Linked DNA regions of Homo sapiens: region 2 is linked to region 1. Evidence: read pairs that join two places in POLR2A ChIA-PET (ENCODE). Cell type or tissue: PC-3. All regions are shown on one strand. Each heading gives the region's core, and the rest is flanking DNA. Links, peaks and the distances in the headings are about the cores only.

Evidence for each region. ChIA-PET counts read pairs that join two places held together with the same protein. Peaks named below come from ENCODE experiments on the same cell type or tissue, not always from the same donor. Only the 100,000 strongest peaks of a DNase experiment are listed, where the experiment ranks them.
Region 2: POLR2A ChIA-PET joins it to region 1 with 5 read pairs; 3 of 35 experiments call an interaction of 5 or more read pairs at or near these places.

Annotation. Positions count from the first base shown.
Region 1 is chr5:88,604-98,354 of GRCh38, reverse strand. It overlaps PLEKHG4B (pleckstrin homology and RhoGEF domain containing G4B), which reads right to left and starts at 6,187. Exons shown (of 20, transcript NM_052909.5): 1 at 6,079-6,187. The coding sequence starts at 6,123. RefSeq lists an enhancer at 7,148-7,987. In PC-3, for the core only: no CTCF peak of the experiment used is centred there; no DNase peak of the experiment used is centred there; H3K27me3 peaks cover 3,224 bases.
Region 2 is chr5:145,458-155,208 of GRCh38, reverse strand. PLEKHG4B (pleckstrin homology and RhoGEF domain containing G4B) reads right to left here. Exons shown (of 20, transcript NM_052909.5): 7 at 3,610-3,696; 8 at 218-334. Among named protein-coding and RNA genes, the nearest start is that of LRRC14B, 41 kb to the left of the region's middle. In PC-3, for the core only: no CTCF peak of the experiment used is centred there; DNase peaks (open chromatin) are centred at 4,938 and 5,268; H3K4me3 peaks cover 1,024 bases; H3K27ac peaks cover 2,690 bases.

The DNA of each region.
Region 1 (9,751 bases), core at 2,483-7,482:
AAACCCAGGGTTCAAAGACCCTGGCTGAAAATGGGGAAAAAATAATTCATTCAACGAATGAATGCTGACACAACTGAATAACCACATACAGAAGAATGAAGTTAGACCCCTACCCCACACCACATACAAAAGTTAACTAAAAATGGATCAGCAACCTAAACACAAGACCTAAAACCATAAAATTCTTAGAAGAAAACATTGGGGTAAACCTTCATGCCTTTGCATGTGGCAATGGATTCTTAAATATGTCACTGAAAGCATGAGCAACAAAAGAAAATATAGATAAACTGAATAATAATAGATAATGGATCAAAAGATATATAGATATAATGAAAATTAAAACTACACTGAGATAATGGTTCAGACCTACCAGGATGGCCATAATAATAATGTAAAAAATATAAAAGAACAAGTGTTGGTGCGGATGTGGGGAAATTGCACCTGTGCACTTGCTGGTGGGAATGGAAATGGTGCAGCTGCTATGGAGCGAGTCTGGTGGTCTGTCAAAAAGTTACACAGAACTGTGACAGAATCTTGAAATTCCATTCTGAGGTATATCTGCAAGAGAAATGCAAATATACATACACACACAAAACTTGTAAACACATGTTCACAGCAGCACTATCCACAAAAGCCAAAAGAAAAAGTCCAAATGTCCATCAACAGATGAATGGACAACTGTGGTCTATCCACACAGCGGAGAGTTATACAGCCATGAAAAGATACGAAATACCGACACATGGTGCAACAGATGAGGTTCACAAACGTCGTGCTAAGTGAAAGAAACCAGACACACAACCCTATATATTGTGCGATTCCGTTGATATGAAATGTCCGGAATAGATAAATCCATAGAGACAGAAAGCAGATGAGTTGCCTGGGGCTGGGGAGGACGGAATGTGGACAAACAGCTTGATAGGTAAGGGGTTTTGACTTTGGAATGAGGAAAACGATCTGGAGCCTGAATGACAGGTAAGGGGTTTTGACTTCGGAATGAGGAAAACGATCTGGAGCCTGAATGACAGGTAAGGGGTTTTGACTTTGGAATGAGGAAAACGATCTGGAGCCTGAATGACAGGTAAGGGGTTTTGACTTCGGAATGAGGAAAATCATCTGGAGCCTGAATGGCAGGTAAGGGGTTTGGACTTTGGAATGAGGAAAACGATCTGGAGCCTGAATGGCAGGTAAGGGGTTTTGACTTTGGAATGAGGAAAACGATCTGAAGCCTGAATGACAGGTAAGGGGTTTTGACTTTGGAATGAGGAAAATCATCTGGAGCCTGAATGACAGGTAAGGGGTTTGACTTTGGAATAAGGAAAATGGTCTGGAGCTAGAAAGAGGTGGTGGTTGCCTAACATTGTGAATGTACTGACCGCCACTGAACTGTTTACTTTAAAATGGTTGATTTTACGTTATGTAAATTTCACTTTGCTAAATTCTTTTCAGAAAGTTAGTCCTAGTACCTTGTGGAAATTGTGCTAATTTTTTTTTCTCATTTGTTGGAACTGTTGCTCTCCTTGTATTTATTACTCCCACCCTAGCTGTAAACTTTCCCAAACAACCCCCTTCCCTATGCTTTTCTTTTTAAATACTGTCTTTTGGGGAGAAGGTATCTTTGTCTTGGAGGCATGAGTGGTCACTGTGATTCTCTGGGTTGCTGCCATGGAATGCTCCAGCCTCCAGACACATGAATATTCACTCCTATGCCCAATGTGGTCCTACAGACTGACTAAATGCTTGTTCCAGTGAGGTCTTCTTTAATCTTTCTCAACAATCCATAAAGAAAACTCAGGAACCCTTGAACTCAGAAGGGTTCACTGCCTAATAATTTGGGCACTTCTACAAAACACTTCTTTAAAATATTACATGATTGTTTTGCTAAAATCCTACATATTACAGTTGTAATTCCTATTTCTTGGTGATATCTTTGAGTATAAACAACTTGAAAATAATTTCATTGAATATTTTTCCCTAAGAAATTTGACAAAAAATTGGAACTCATTCTTTTTTCCTTACTTCTAGAAAAATCTCCATCTCTCTCATTTCAGAATCATAGAATGATAGCTAACATTTATTGAGCAGTTCCTGTGCTCCACACACTGCAAAGTACACTGCAAAGCTATTATCACTCAAGACTAAAGGTGATTAAGGTGAGGACCAGGGCCTTCCCCTCCCTCTCACTGGGAAAACCAAAAGTTGACCTGGGCCAGTGTGTGCACAGCCTGAATCCCAAACCACTGTAACACCACCACCCACACCAAATGTCCTTTGTCTCAGTCTATTATACCAAAAGTTAGGGATCAAGAGCTTTCAGAAACTCATTCCAATCCCCCGATGTCCCAGTGAATGCAGGGAAGTATGTCACTACCTGAAGGCAAGTGAGAACTTCAGGCAAAAGTTTCCACCAAACTATACCTCCTGCACTAGACCTTGAGGAGTGGGGTCATCACCACCAGCAGACACTGAAGAGGTGGGTGGTCTCCTCCAATGGACACTAGAGAGGTGGGTCATCCCCCTCCAGCAGACACCAGAGGGGTTGGTGGTCCCCTCCACTAGACACTAGAAGGGTTGGTAGTCCCCTCCATTGGACACTAGAGGTGGGTCATTCCCTCCACTAGACACTGGAGGGGAGGGTCATTTTTATTCTTGACAATCTCAGGAATGATGTTCAGGTGGCAAGCCCGGAAGGAGAGTCCCACAGGGCAGGCTCTGCCCATCTGCATAGCCACCAAAGGCAAATTTGTCTTAGAATAAGGCTGGGAAGGGAGGGAATCTGGGCTTTACCAGAGAGGAAGGACAGATTGCTGAGCACTACAGAAGCCGGGGAATGAAGCAACTGGCAGTGCTGCCCGGGTAAACGAGATCTGGCAAGAGACAGGGCATGGCGAAGTCGGCTCTGACCATCGTATGCAGACCCTCCCCAGGGCCGGAGAGGCTTTGGGCTGATGATGAAGGCAGGGTGACCCAGAAAGCCCTCTCTAGGTGAGGCGTACCAGAGTTGAGGGGCACAGGGTGGATGTGGGCGGGCACAGGGTGGATGTGGGCAGGCTCAGCTTCTCCAGGGGAGGCATATTCTTGTTACCTGGCTGACGTAACGACTCCAGTGCAGAACCCACGTCCAGGCTGTGTCAGCCTCAGAAAGGTAAGCAGTTTTAACATGTAAAAGAAATTCAAATTCACCACAAAGTATCTCTTTTGCACAATGTGATTTTCTGTCAGGGGAAATTTTGTAAGATCAATCAAAAAGAATTCAAAAGCTTTGTCTTTGAGAACCTGGGCCCAGGTGTGAACTGCGGCCCAGAAAAGTGTCCCAGATATCACAACGACATAGGCAGCTTTCAATTTAGGAACATTCTGTTAAAGGACAGTAACATAAGTGAAGAATGCAACTGTGTTTCCTTGTTAAAAGCTTGTGTACATCTCTTTTCAAGTTTGACTCTAGGGTACTCGGAGAGGTAGGTGAGGCACAGATGATTCCTGTAAACAATGAACAGACTGAAGCTCAGAGAGGCTGAGCTACTGGCCCGAAGGACAACAGCTCATGGAGGGTGGATGTGCTGGTTTCCAAGATTCCAGGCCTGTTCTTTGGACAAAAGATCGGGGTCTGGAGCCTGTTACCCACTTCACAGACACCTCCCCGAGAGCCCCCCATAAGGTAAAGGGAAATGTTGGGTGCCTTCTGCTTACCAGAGTCCAGATTCCCAGGCCCAGGACCAACACCTTCAGGATGGAACCTGCCACCTCTCAACCCCCTCCAGCCCCGCCAGCCACTCATCCCAGCCTACCCCTCTTCACTCTCCCCCTGCCCAGATTCCCAGGCCCAGAACCAACACTTTCAGGATGGAACCTGCCACCTCTCAACCCCCTCCAGCCCCGCCACCCACTCATCCCAGCCTACCCCTCTTCACTCTCCCCCTGCTCAGAAGCACGTTGGGGTCTCGGGTCAGACAAAGTCTGAGGCTCTGTCTTCAACAGCATGGTGGAAGAAGGGAGCCCCTCACCACACACGTGGCACCTGAGGTCTTGGCTGGACCCAACAGCACTGGCCTGTCCACAGGGAGCACCTGCCCTGCCAGGTGTGGGGCGACCCAGGTGGGGAACAGAACCGCTGCCGCAGGGCACAGAAGCACTGATGCTGTATCAGCCAGGAGAGGCACCAAAATTTCAGGGCCCTTGAGGGGAGAAGGAGAACCAGGACCTTGAGTTTGGCTCAAACCTAGCTTTGCTGCTTCTTGGCAGTGAGATGCTGGGCAGGTGTTGAAGCCTCAATTTCCACTATCTATAGAATGAGTAGCCCCACCTTGGAGGTCTGAGGTGAGAGTTAGGAGGCTCTAGATGGCCTGACTTTTGTTCAAACGCAAAGAGAGGACAAACTCATTCTGTTTGGAAGGAGGGAGGCAGTGGTGTCTGAGCTAGACTCAGATGATTTCCCACAAAAATCTCTGAGATCTGGGGATCTGGGGCCTCCTGTGTTTGGCTGGATGATACAACCTGTGAATACAGGTCTCAGGGAGCCTTGGGGCAAATTACTTCCTCAGCCCAGCATTTCTGGGCTACTTTACAAGTAACGAAGAATTCCTTTGAGACCACCGGCCAGCTTGAGAGCTAGCCAGTGCCACAGATCCCACAAAGGTGATTTCAGACTAGACCCACCCCCCAGAAAGGCCAGCAGCGCCCCTCTACCAGGATAAAAGATGAGAAGGCTCCGGCTAACACAGGGGACCTGACACCCTGGCCTACCGGCTGCCTGCGGGGTCAAGCCTGTGTGCTCCCAGCCCAGGCCACATCTGCATTTGCACACCGGATGCCGCACAGTGAAATAAAAACCTGGTATCTCCTCAGAAGCAGGAATATGAACCCACTTCTCGGTGGGGGGGTCACCAAACACTGCTTCCCAGTGGGTTGTGATCCCATAGGGAATGGAAATGCTGAATATATCACAGAATCTCGGAGACGGCGGCCTCCTCAAGATCTCCGAAGTTCCTTCTGACCCAGAGAGCCTGGAATTTTGTGAATTCGAGGCAGGCTCAGGGAAATTGAAAGCTAAAACTCACCTTTGTCCACATTACATGAAGATTTACATTAAATCTCTTCGGGAAGCTGAGAAACCTACCTTCCCAGGAATCTTGATTCAGGACCCACCCAGCTGCCTAAGGCTCAGTCAAAAGTATCAATTATGCACCGTTTCAATGACATTTAACTTAATTTTTAAATTATATGTTTCAATTCTTAATTAGACACCTAGACGTACCAACTAAACTTTTTAGGCAAAAGTGCTGTTGGGTAACAGGAGTAGAGTGTAATTACCTCACCTCAACCACTCTTTAGTTTCACACGAAACAGGGAAAGGCAAACCCAATATACTTTTTGCAACTCACATGAAAAACCTGAAAACAGCTTTATCACTCTTTCACCAAAGCTGAAATAACTGTCTTGTTTTACTAGCAAATGTTTCTTACTCAAATCAACTAGCACTCCAACACAAAAGTCAATCTTGGTATTTTTAAGTAAAAATTCTCTTTGTTCCGGGCCACCACAGATCACTGTTCTGTCCCACCGGTTTGAGCTGAAGAGTAACTTAGCAACTCTCAGTTTTGGCGATGAGATTTCAGACTCCCCTCCCCTGGCTCCCCTTCAGGCACCGAGAGGGCAAATCTGTCCAGAAAGCGTTATTTCTTCTCCCGAGTATTCACGAGGTTACAAGGAAAAGGGTGCCTGAAGAAGCTCCCTCCCGTTCCCGCAGCAGCCGCCGGCAGGTCCCAGGACCCACGCCAGGACCCCCAGCACGTCTGGGTACCCGCGCCCCCTCCCACCCCAGTCCCCGCGCCCGCCCGCCTTGATGCTCGCGCCTTCACCCCGCCCCTACCCCCGCGCCCCCACCCGCCCCTACCCCGGCGCCCCCACCCGCCCCTACTCCCGCGTCCGCTCGCGCCCCCACCCCACCCCTACCCCCGCGCCCCCACCCGCCCCTACTCCGGCGCCCCCCCCCACCCCGCCCCTACCCCCGCGCCCCCACCCGCCCCTACTCCCGCGTCCGCTCGCGCCCCCACCCGCCGCAGTCCCCGTGCCCCCTCTTACCCGGGCGCCTGGGCCGCCCCCGCCGTCTGCTGTGCTGAAACCCATGCTGGACCCTGGTCTCCCGAACTCCGACGCTTTCCCCGAACTCTGCCTGGTCCCGCTGTGCACTGGGCCGAGGCCGCCTTCGCCGCGCGCGTTCCCGGGGCCCCGCCCGATCCGGGCGAGAGAGGGGCGGGGCCGGGGTCTCCCCTAGGAGGCTCCGAGGGTCCGGCCGGGGCGGGGCGTCTCCCCTGGACCCGGCTGCGCAGCTCCCGCCTAGCCCCGGACGCGCCCACCTGGGCGGCTCCTCCCCGAGCGCGGGCGGCAGTGGCTTCTGCTTTTGTTCTCTCGGAGCCCGGAGCTCGGGGACCTGCCATTTTGTGGATGCCACGTTGCACCCGGACGGGCCCCTGGTTTCCATAACGTAGAGGCACAAATCTGAATGCTCCAGGGCAGAGGATCTGACCCCTGAGTTCTGCCAGTGTACCCGGACGGGACCCCGATTTCCCCTGGTCTAGGCGGACCAGCTCCAGATTTCTGCAGGTGTGGACGGCCCAGGCCCTCTCCTCCGTCCAGGGGCCGCTGTGGGAACTACGTGCCACCCCGCGCCTGGCTTGGATAATGAAGGGCTTCAGCGAGGGCCCCAAATTCCATCACCCTCCCCCCCCACAACTCAGGGTGCCTCGGGGTGTCTGGTGCTCTGGAACATGCTTTCCCCAAAGGTGCAATTTTAATGCCTTGATCTACAAAGAGCCTCCCAAAACAAAGTCCCTCTCCCGCCCGTTAGTCCAGGGTGCTCTGGGCACCAGCTTCCTGCTGGGAATTCAGCTAGGGAGTGTCTCATAAGGTCCACTCCGTCCAGGAGGGCCTCACAGGGACCCCACCTCAACCTGTCCCCTCAACTTGTCCCTCACCCCTACCCTGGCACCATCCCAAAAACTGCGGCACAGATGTGCTCATTGACAGATAATGCTCCGTTTTGTCACAGGTTACAGAGTGGATGAAGCTCAGGGACACAGCTGGGAGCCTCCCTCCTATGCAGCTCAGGGACACAGCTGGGAGCCTCCCTCCTATGCAGCAGGCAGTCAGTCTCCCTGGGATCTCCGTCGAGGCCTCCTTGAGTCTCTGTCTACTCCTTCCTAGAATCCCTGTCCACACCTCCCTGGGATCCCCTCGAGGCCTCCCTCCCTTGAGTTTCTGTCTACTCCTCCCTGGAATCCCTGGCTGCGCCCCGCCTTGATTCTCCATCTACACCTGTGTTCTCACTGTTCCCTGTCCTGCTTACTTGCTCTGCTTCCTAGAACCTCCAGCCCCATCCCTGAGCCCAGGCAGGGAGCTGACCTGTTCCTGCCCTCTGTGCTGGGTATCTGGGTGTCCCTCTGTGCTGGCCCCTACCTGAGGCCCCCAACACCCCTGCCACACCCTCCTCCCAGCCCGTCCTCGTGACAGTACTGCCCACGGTGCTGTCCAGGATGGGAGCCACCTTTCTAAGCCTGTGTGGCCCCACAGCTCCTGCCAGAGCAGGACCCAAGAATGCTGGCATGCCTCCAGAATAAACGGCTTCATCCCTGTTCAGCACCTCCAGGACGGTCAGCAGTGACCCAGTGGCGCCTGGTCAGGGTGCAGCCCGGAATCTCACTCTTACTGGAGACTTTGGGGCCCGTGGTAGGAGCTCACCCCTGCCACACCTCCACTATACAGAAAGAAAGTGGGACCGTGTGGGGCTTTCTCAGCCCAGGAGTCCTTTGTGAGCTTCTCCAGCCCGTTTCTACAGATCTGGTTCTTTCTTTGCCATGGATCCATGGAATTAGGGATGTTTTCTAGGGAGTTTTTCCAAAACATGGACTATTAACATAGCTTGGTTTATTCAAAAAGTACTTACTGATCAACTACTACTGGTAGTCACAGCACAGCCCCCATCTCTGGGAAGCTGACATTCCAGTGGAGGGAAATAAACCAGTGGACAGAACACAAATCCGGTCAAGGAAGGCCTCTCTGATGGGGCAGGCTGAGCAGACACTGAGAGGAAGCTACCTGGGACTTGAAGGCAAAGGAGCCACCTGTGCAAAGGCCCTATGGGGTGGGGGGGGGGCAGATCTGGTGAGCTCACAAACACAGCGAAAGTGGGGACACTCAGAGGGGATGGAGTTAGAAAGGAAGCGACCTGTTCCGACTTACATTTCAGAGAGCTCAGCAGGCGGAGGCAGGAGATCAGGAAGTGGATGCCTGATCTTGGTGAAAGTGATGAGGTTGGGTTCCAGGGGAGTGACAGAGGTCATGGGAAATGGTCAAAGCAGGACCTGTAAAGGCAGAGGGGGCAGGACTGCTGAAAAGCTGGCTGCGGAGACAGAACCCAAAGAGCACAGAGGCAGACACTGAATTAGTGACCCTGCCACCGCCCCCCCCCCCCGGGGTGTGCCCTCCAGTGTGCAGAAGCTGGAGGCCATAATGCCACGCTCCGGGATCCCTTGCAGCTGGTGTGCAGATGTGCCCGGTTTTGCCAGGAGATGCACCACATGAGATGTGGAAGGAACACAGGAATCGGGCTGGACACAGCAGATGGATGTTGAGGTGTTTGGTTCTTCTGGGTCCCGTCCCTGGCATTGTTGGTGCTGAGCAGCAGGGGACGGGGAGGGGGGTTTCCCTAACACAGTCCTACAGCGTGGCTGGGTGTTTCTCCAGGGTTGTGGTTGTTTCTCGCTGTTCTGGTTTCCTGACTCTCCCATGGATGCTATGATCTACCCAATGGCTTCACACATATCCTCACTGCTTAAATTAGCTATAGCGGATTCTGCTGTCTGCAGTCACGAGTCAGCACCAACACAGCAATTCAAGGATTTGGGGCCTGACCAGCAGGTGGAAGGTGTTTCCACTGACTGAGATGGGAGAGACTGGAGAAGCATGTCTGGGGGGAAATGCCATATTAAGATTGAGATGCCTATTGAACATACTGAGTGGACTGACTGCTGTATGAGTTTGGTGCTTGGAGTAGCGGTTGGGTTAGAGATGTGGTTCTAGAACCATCTACCACACAGTTGTGTCTAGACAGGTGGAACTAAGTGTGTGGACAGAGGGGAGGAGGAACCAGGACTGGGCCAGGAAATGTGTCCATGCTTAGAAGTCACAAGAGTAGATAGATCTCTTTCACAAACTCTTTTTAAAAACTGGAATGGAGGGACCGCTTCCTAACATATGGTAGGAGGCCAGCCCTTCTCAGATACCAAAGCCAGATGAAGACATTGTGAGTAAAGAAAAACTACACACCAATATCCCTTATGACTACAGATGCAAAAAGCCTCAAAAGAAAGTCAGGGAATAGTATGTTAAAAGGACTATTCACCATGACCGAGTGGGATTTATCCCAAGAACACAGGGGTGGTTCAATATAAGAAAATCAGTCAATGTCGTGCACTGCAGTAGCAGCACGAAGGGAGAAAACCCACACGATCATCTCAATCGATGCAGAAAGGGCTTCTGAAAATGCAATACCCTTTCAGAAAAAAAGTTCTTGGAAAACAAGGATGGGAGAAAATTCCTCAAGTAATACAAAGTATTTATGAAAAACCCACAGCTAACATCATACTCAATGGCAAGACTGAACATTTTCCCCAAGATCAGGAAGAAGACAAGTGCCCACTGCTGCCATGTCTAGTCAACACTCTGCTGCAAGTTCCAGCGACAGCAACAGAGACAA
Region 2 (9,751 bases), core at 2,767-7,766, 57 kb before region 1:
TACAGACACTTCCGGGGCGGCAGTGCCCTTCCCACCCGGGCTCGGCATTCTCAGATGCACCACGGCGTGGTTGTGTAGACACGAAGACCTGAACGGCGACTGTAACAAGCATCAGATCAGGGACGGTGATGCCCTTTTCAAATTCTAGTAAAAACAACCACATAACAGAAAGTCCCCAGAGACTGTCGCATGTGCAGCAGCTGCAGGCTGAACCTACCTGACGGAAGCAGATCCAGTCACCATGGCTGTAGGGAAAGGAGCCGTCGAGGTCTGCGGTCAGCTGGCAGCTGTCAACAAATTTGTGCACGGCCTTCAGGGAGCTCACGACCTCACACTGCCAAGAAGAGGCACTCGTTGGTCATGGCTCCAGATGCATCTCTTGGGGGCAAACACTGTAAATGGCTCATTCCTGGGTTCAGAGGATGGAGAGGCTGGCTCAAGGAGTATCGCCCCTGCTTTGCTGGAAGCACTGATAATAGCACGGGTCTGGGTGCAGTAATGAAAGCGAGAAGACGGGAAAGAAGGGAGCTAAGACAAGTGAAGGAAAGGCCTCAGTGAAGAAAAACCAAAAAAAAAAAAAAAAAAAAGGGAGGAAGGAAAAGGGAAAGAATGAGTCAAGGCTCTTCTCCTTCTGGTGTGGCAGAGGTGGCCCTTCTCAGATAAAACCCACAAACTCTGGACAAAATATAAGGAGAGTTTCCTGAAAGCCCTGGCAGCCGAGCCAAGTCAGGCTCATTGTTGGGGCACCTGATGCATGCGGGGCCAGCAGGGGCGAGTTCCCACAGTGGCTCCGTCCTCAGGGCCGCTGCCCGCGTGTGGGAGTGGCTGAGCTCCAACAGAAAACAGGCATCCTTTTGACAGCAGGTGGCTTTGTAAAAAAAAGAAAAAGAAAAAGAAAGGGAAGGGGCTGGGCACGGTGGCTCATGCCTGTAATCCAAGCACTTTGGGAGGCCGAGGCAGGCGGATAATGAGGTCAGGAGATCGAGGATATCCTGGCCAACACGGTAAAACCCCGTCTCTACTAAAAATGCAAAAATTAGCTGGGCATGGTGGTGTGCACCTGTGGTCCCAGCTACTCAGGAGGCTGAGGCAGGAGAATTGCTTGAACCCAGGAGGTGGAGGTTGCTGTGGGCCGAGATCATGCCACTGCACTCCAGCCTGGCGACATAGAACGAGACTCTGTCTCAAAAAAAAAATAAAGGAAACGAGAGGGGCATCTGGCCGGTGTGGTGGCTGACACCTGTGATCCCAGCACTTTGGGAGGCCAAGGCAGGTGGATCACTTGAGCCCAAGAGTTCAAGACCAGCCTGTGCAATAGGACAAAACCCCCATCTGTACAAAACAAAATACAAAAATTAGTGGAGCGTGCTAGTGCATACCTGTAGATCCAGCTACTGAGGAGGCTGAGGTGGGAGGATCACCTAAGCCTGGGGAGGTCAAGGCTGCAAGCAGCCGTGATCACACCACTGCACTCCAGTCTCAGCAATACAGCTTGATCTTGTCTCAAAAAATAAAAACATAAATAAAATATAAAAACAATAAGAAAATGGGCATCTTTCTTGCCTGAAGAAAGAAGAAACAGAGGACGGGGTGGGGTGGCCACACCACTGGAAAGTGAAAGTGGATTCCCAGAAGGCGGCAGCTGTGGAAGAAGCCCCGCGGTATGTGTGTAAACTCTGCCCAGGTCTCTGGCTGACCCTGAACCGTGCATACATGGGGGAAGACTCAGAATTAAACTGAACCCACTGTGGGTGACACAGAGCTGCCGGTTGGAGTCTAACCACGTTACGTGCACACTAGAACAACACTGTGAGTCTATACCAGAATCCAGTCTCCCCAGCAGAATATTCACAATGTCCAGGATTATGTGACACATCATGAATCAGAAAATGGGACCTATTCTCCAGGGAAAGACAATCAGCAGAGGCCAACCCAGAGATGACCCAGATGTTGGAATTATTAGACAAGGACTTCAAAGCAGCCATTAAAACTGTGCTCAATGAGGTAAAGGAAAAATGCTTGCAATTTATGAAAGGAGAGGAAAACTCAGGAGAGATGTAGAAAATATATTTTAAAATCCATTGGAAATCTTATAGCTGAAAAATACAATATTTGAACTAAAACATTCACTGGGTAAATGTATTAGTCTGTTTTCACACTGCTGTAAAGATACTACCTGAGACTGGGTAATTTATAAAGGAAAGAGGTTTAATTGACTCACAGTTTTGCATGGCTGGGGAGGCCTTAGGAAACTTACAATCATGGCAGAAGGCAAAGGAGAAGCAAGACACATCTTACATGGTACAGGCAAGAGACAGAGTAAGGAAGGGCCACACTTTAAAACCATCAGCTCTCATGAGAACTCACTCACTATCAGAAGAACAGCATCTGCCCCCATGATCTAGTCACCTCCCACCAGGTCTCTCCCTCCACACGTGGGGATTAAAATTTGAGAGGAGATTTGTGTGGGGACACAGAGCCAAGCCACATTAGTGAGTTTAACAGCTGAAGAGATGACAGAGTAAGGAGCCAGTGACCCTAAGGACAGGATCAATGGGAACAACCTGATATGAAGACTAGAGAGGAAAAAAGTTAAAAAAGACAGATTCTTAGAGATCTGCGGGACAATACTGGTATACGCAATTGAAGTACTAGAAAGAGAGAGAGAATAAAGCAGGAAAAAAGTTTTTAAGAACTAGGCCAGGTACTGTGGCTCAGGCCTACAATCCCAGAGCTTTGGGAGGCCAAGGTGGGAGGACTGCCTAAGGCCGGGACTTCGATTCCAGCCTAGGCAACATAGCAAGAACCTGTCTCTTAAAAAAAAAAAAAAAGTAGCTTGGCATGGGGGTGCACACCTTCAGTCCCAGTTACTCAGGAGGCTGAGGTGGGAGAATCTCTTGAGCCCAGGAGTTTGAGATTACAGTAAGCTCTGATTGCACAACCACACTCCAACCTGGGTGACAGAGCTAGATGCTGTCTCAGGAAAGGAAAAAAAAAAAAAAAGACAGAAAGAATGGCTAAAAAGGTCCTAAAGGTGGTGATAGACATGAATTCACAAATTTAACGTTCAAGCCTAAACTGGATAATGAAGAAAACCAAGCCCGCTCGCATTGCGATTTGCTCAAAAGAAAGGAAGTACCTTGGAAACAGCCAAAGGAAAATTAACACACTTCATAGAGATGAACAATGATCTGAATTATGATGAACTTTTCTTCTAAAATTATGGAGGCCAGAAGGCAACAGAGCAGTATCTTTAAAGTGCTGAGGGGAAAAGGAGAACTCCTCTCAAACCAGAATTCTAGATGTAACAAAAATACCCTTTCAGAATGAGGCCAAATGAAGAAGATGTTTTCAGATAAAAGAGGAAGATACAAAGAAAGAGAAGGAAAGAAACCATATGAGGTGGAGAAGAAAGGTCACATTTTTAAGTTTTTCATGGCATACTCTGCAGGACTCCTGCAAGAACTTACGGGGTAGGAAGTAGGTTTCCAGGCTCCCACATGGATGCAATTAGAACTTATCTAAATTCCTTCATGTGTTTCATCTCATCTAGGTGCCTTAATGTTTAATTTTATCCATCACTCAGGATCCCACAGTCTAAACCATTACCTGAATTATTGCATCCTTGTCAGGCCTAAATGCAGATTCTTTATCTACCAACAGCAAGATACTATGAATTATAGGAGATGTGTTGTTCTGAAATAAATAAGAAATAAATATTACTGATTAGCTTTCTAATTTTTAACTTCATTAATAGAATTGCCCAATTTTGAGTGGTACTACTTCTGTCATAGTTTCCCAGAGTGCCTACAGTGCATAAAACATGGCTGACTTTGCCCTGAAATGTAAATTATTTGCCCTTATGAATTTTTAATGTAATCAGGTTTATCGAGGTATAATTTACATACAATAAAATTCACCCTTTTTAGTGAATAGTTCTATAAGTTTTGATGAAAGCATAGTCATGTAACCATCACCACCATCAAGACAAAGAACTGTTAAGCAACCCCAAAATTCTCTTGTGCCTCTTCGTAGCCAAGCCCTCTCCTATGCCCAGCCCCTGGCAACCACTGACCTGCTTTCGTCTCCACCGACTTGCCTTTTCTAGACATAAATAGACTCAGGCAGGAGTGGCCTCTCTCACTTAGCATTGTGCATTGGGAACTCATCCCTGTTGTGGAGATCAACGGTTTGTTCCTCTGTTTTGCTGAGCAGTATTCCACGGTATGCCTCACCACAATCTGTTCATCCATTCACCAGCTGAAGGATAACTGGGTTGTTTCCAGTTTTTGGCAATCATGGGTAAAGTCACTATAAATATTGTGTGAACACAAGTTTTCATTTCTCTTGGATAAATATCTAGGAGTGGGATTTCTGGCTCATGTGATAAGTAAGTATTTTCCAGAGTGGCTGTACCATTTTGCATTTCCATCAGCAATACCAAGCATTTGTTACTGTCAAGCTTTGTTACTGTTTTTGTGTGTTTCATTTTGGTTTTCAGTTGCATTTCCCCAGTGATTAATGACGTTAGGCATATTTTTATGTGCTTATTTGCCATCTGTGTATCATCTTCAGTGAAGAGTACTCAAATCCTTTCCCATATTTTATTGGGTTGTTTTCTTATTACTGAGTTTTGAGACCGTATATATTCTATATACAAGCCCTTTATCAGATGTGCATTTTCAATTGTTTCATTGTGGTGAAACACTATCATCATCATTTTTCAGTGTACTGTTCAGCAGTCTTAGGTACATTCATAACGTAGTGCAACCACCACCACCATTCGTCTCCATAACTCTTTTCATCTTGTAAGAGCAAAACCCTGCACCCGTAAAAGAAAAACTCTCCATTACCCCCTGCTCCTGGCACCAGGCAACCATAATTCAACTTTCTGTCTCTGGGATCTGGGCTACTCTGAGTACTCATAGAAGTGGAATGTTTGTCTTTTTGTGATTGGCTTATTTCACTCAGCATGTTCTCAAGATTCATACATGCTGTGGCATATGTCAGAATTTCCTTCCTTTTTAAGGCTGGATAATATTCCATCGTAAAGATAGGCCACATTTTGCTTATCCATTCATCTGTTGATGGGCACTAAGGTTGCTTCTGTGTTTTAGCTGTTATGGATAATGCTGCTATGAACACAGCTGTATAAATCTCTGAAACTCTGCTTTCAATTTCTTGGGTATATACCCAGACACAGTATTGTTGGATCATATGGTAATCCTATATTTACTTTTTTGAGGAACTGCCAAATTGTTTTCCACAATGAGTCACTATTTACTGTTCCCATCAACCGTGCACAAGGGTTCCAGTTTCTCCGTATCTTTGCCAACACTTGTTGTTTTTTTACAATAGCCACCCTAATGGATGGGGAAGTGGTATTTAATTGAGGTTTTGATTTGAATTTCTCTAATCATTAATGACATTGAACATCTTTTCATGTGCTCATTAGCCACATATATATCTTCTTTGGAGAAATGTCTATTCAAGTCTTTTGTTCATTTTTGAATTGGGCAGTTTGGTTTTTGTTGTTGTTGAATTTTAGGAGTTCTCTATATATTCTGGATATTAACCTCCTATCAGATACATAATTTGCCAAAATTTCCCCCCATTCTGTGGGCTGCCTTTTTACTCTGTTGATAGCGTCTTCTTATTTACTTTTTTTGAGACGGGGTCTCTCTCTGTCATCCATACTGGAGTGCAGTGGCATGACCATGGCTCACTGCAGCCTTGACCTCCTGGGCTCAAGCGATCCTCCCACCTCAGACCCTTAAGTAGCTAGGACTACAAACATGCACCACCATGCTCAGCTAATTTTTTTTTTTCATAGAGACAGAGTCTTACTATATTGCCCAGGCTGGTCCTGAACTCCTGGGCTCAAGCAATCCTCCTGCCTCAGCCTCCCAAAGTGCTGGGATTACAGGAATGAGCTACCACATCTGTCTGGTAGTCTTTTGATGCACATTTTTTAATTTTTGAAAAGTCTGATTTGTCCATTTTTTCTTTTGTTGCTGGTGCCTCTGATATTATATCTAATAAATCATTGCCAAATCCAATGTTAGAAAACTTTTGCCCTATGTTGTCTTCTAAACGTTTTATAGTTTTAGGTCTTACAATTAGGTTTTTGATCCATTTGAGTTAATTTTTTATATGGTGTTTAGGTAAGAATCTAAGTTCATTCTTTTGCATGTGAATATCTAGTTTTTTAAGCACCATTTGTTAAAAAAGACTGTCCTTTCTCCATTGAATGGTCTTGGTACCCTTTTCAAAAATCATTTATGTATATGATTGTTAGTTTCATGGCTTTCTACTCTATTCCATTGTTCTATACGTCTGTTTTAATGCCAGTGCCAAACTTTTTTGATTACTGTTGCTTTGTTAAGTTTTGAAATCAGGAACTGTGAGTCCTCCAGCTTTGTTTTTATTTTTTACAATTGTTTTGGCTATTTGGAGTCCTTTGAGATTCCCTATGAATTTCAGGATAGGTTTTCCTATTTCGGCAAGAAACAACAGCTTAATTTTGATAGGGATTGCACTGAATCTATACATCACTTTGTGTAGTATTGATATTTCAATACAATATTAAGTCTTCCAATCCTTGAACATGAGATATCTTTCTATTTATGTCTTCTTTAATTTCTTTCAGCTGTCTTGTAGTTTTCAGTGAAAAAGTCTTTCACTTCTTTGGTTAATTCCTAAGTACTTTATTCTTTTTGATGCTATTGTAAATGAACTGTTTTCTTAATTTCCTTTTCAGATTGCTCACTGTTAGCATAGAGAAGTGTGACTGATATTTGTGTGTTGACTTTGCATCCTGCTACTTTGCTGAATTAACTTATTTTTATTTATTTTTTTTTTTTTGTGGAACTGTTAGGGTTTTCTGCATATAAGATCACATCATCTGGGAATAGAGATAATTTTACTTCTTCCTTTCCAGTTTGGATGCCTCTTCTCCCCCACCCCCCACTTTTTCTTGTCCAATTGCTCTAGCTAGAACTTCCAGTAATATGTTGAATAGAAGTGGGCATTATTGCCTTGTTCCTGATTTTAGATGAGAAGATTTCAGTTTTTTTGCCATTGAGTATGATATTTGCTGTAGATTTTTCATATAACTTTTATTATGTTGAGGTAGTTTCCTTCTATTTCTAGTATATTGAGTGCTTTCATCATGAAAGATGTTGAATTTTGTCAAATGCTTTTTTTTTGGCATCAATTGAGATGATCATGTGTTTTTCCCCCTTCATTCTGTTTACACTGATCAGTTTTCATGTGTCGAACCATCCTTGCATTCCAGGAACAAACTGTACTTGGTCAGGGTGTATAATCCTTTCAGCCTGCTACTGAATTTGATTTGCTAGTATTTTGTTGATGATTTTGGCATCAACCTTCATAAGGGATATTGCTCTACAGTTTTCTTTACTTTTAGTGTCTTTGGCTGGCTTTAGTATCAGGGTAATGCTGGCATCATAGAATGAGTTAGGATGCATTTCCTACATGAATTTCTTTTGAAAAAGTCAATAAGGAACTTACATGCTTGTAAAAAGTTTTATGGAAACTGAGTTTTGGCACTTCACACTGTATCTACCTTGTGTTAGAGAAGCTAACTGAGCTTTAGAGCAACGCACTGTGAACCTTTTTTGGTGAACACTAACAATAAGCATATGTATTCTTTTTTCCACCCTGATGTCACTGCCTTAGGTTTGCTCAGCAGGTGTGCGCTCTTCCAGATTCCTCTTGTGCCCAGGTAACCTCTGGTCAGCTCTGTTTCCTCCCCTAGCATCTGTTCCTTGACTGTCATTTCTTTGTCTAGGTGAAGCACAGACCACTGCCCAGGTGCCCAACCAGGGACAGCTCATGCTCATGCTGTGGTGCAGGGCCTCATGTTCCTTTCTTGGAGGCCTTGAGAATCTCTCAGAACCTCTCTGATCAGTGCCTCCCCTGGCTCCAGGCCTCCCTGAGGCTTTCCTGACAGTGTCTGTGCACTGAGGACTCCTGTCTAGCCTAGCTGGTGCAACCCAACTCATGGCACTTCTTGTCTGGACCTCGGCCTGTGCTCTCTCCTCCCAGTGACTCCTTCCTGACCTCAGGGAGTCACCTCAGCCCCTTGTCCAGCCCAAGGTCCCTGTCACTTGCTCCCAGGCCAGCCAATTTCTGCTGGCCCAGCCACCCTGTCAGGGAGTTCTGGAGGATGCCACTGCAGGGCTCAATGTGAGTGGATCCCACTCTGTAAGGGGGGTCATGACTGAGCCTGTCTCCTCCAAGTCTCAGGTAGGACACTGACATTTTCTAAGAAGAGCCACGTACTGCGAAAGTAAGAAGAAACCACAGGCGGGACTGACAGTGAGGAGGGGGACAAGAGGCAGGTTCACTCTAAGGCAAGGGGAGGCAGGCTCGATGCAAGGGGGAAAGTGTGGGGGAGAGAAGTGGTGGCAGCAGGGTGGAGAGAGAGGAGGGAGGACTGTAGGGCCAGGGGAGAGGAAGGGAGGGCCGCAGGGTCAGGGGAGAGAAGGGAGGACTGTGGGGGAGGAGAGGAGGGGGGAGATGAGGGAGGACTCCAGAGTTAGGGAAGAGGAAGGAGAACTGCAGGGTTGGGGGAGAGGAGGGAGGACTCTGGGGGAGGAGAGGAGGGAGGACCTTAGGGGAAAGAGGAGGGAGGACTTTAGGTTGGGGAAGAGGAAGGAGGGCCACAGTGGGGACAGGAGGGAGGACTGTGTGGAGGGGAGGAGAGAGGATTGCAGGGGTGAAGAGGAGAGATGGCTGCAGGGTTAGGGAAGAGGAGGGAGGACCATAGTGGGGAGAGGATGGAGGGCTACAGCTTGTGAGAGAGGAGGAACCACTGTGGGGGTGGAGAGGAGGGAGGACCATGGAGGAGGAGAGGATGGAGGACTATGGTGGGGAGGAGGGAGGGTCACAGGGTGTGGGAAAGGAGGGAGGGGGGCAGGGTGGGAGAAGTGGAACGACTGTGGGGGTGGAAAGGAGGGAGGACAGTGGAGGGGGAGAAAAAGAAGTACCATGGAAAGGAAGAGGAGGGAGGGCTGCAGAATGGGGGAGAGGAGGGAGGACCACAGGTTGGGAGAGAGGAGGGAGGACTGCAAGTAGGGAGAGGAGGGAGGACTCCAAGTGGGGAGAGGAGTGAGGACCATGGAGGGGGAGAGGAGGGAGGACCATGGAAGGGGAGTGGAAGGAGGACTCCATGGTGTGGTGAGCTCTGCCAGTGCTGTCCCTGACTGATGTCTTTCCTGGCACAACCTGCCACCTGGTGTCCCTAAACTTGAGATTCCTCAGTGAGTATAGGAGCCTCTGCCTCCGTCTTCAGCAGGGACAGCAAGGGCGAAATGGGTTTAGCTTCGTGGAGTGCAGGTGGGGCATGGGAGAGGGCACCCTGGTTCTGTCCCCGTCCCCTCCCTGTCCCTGTCCCTGGACCCCCCTGTCCCTGGTCTCTCCCCATCTCTGAGCTTCCATCTGCCCCTGCTCAGGCAGCAGCATCTTCCCATCCCCGGTGCTTCCCATCTCTGGATGTTGCTTATGGTTCAGTGCAGGGCCCCTAGGCCACACACAGTGGCTCATGCCTGTGAGCCCAGCACTCTGGGAGGCTGAGGTGGGTGCGCTTGAGTCCAGGAGTTCAAGACCAGCCTAGGCAATGTGGCGAAACCCCATCTCTAGTAAACATACAAAAAATTAGCCGGGCATGGTGGCATGCGCCTGTAGTCCTAGCTACTCTGGAGGCTGAGGCAGTAGCATGGCTTGA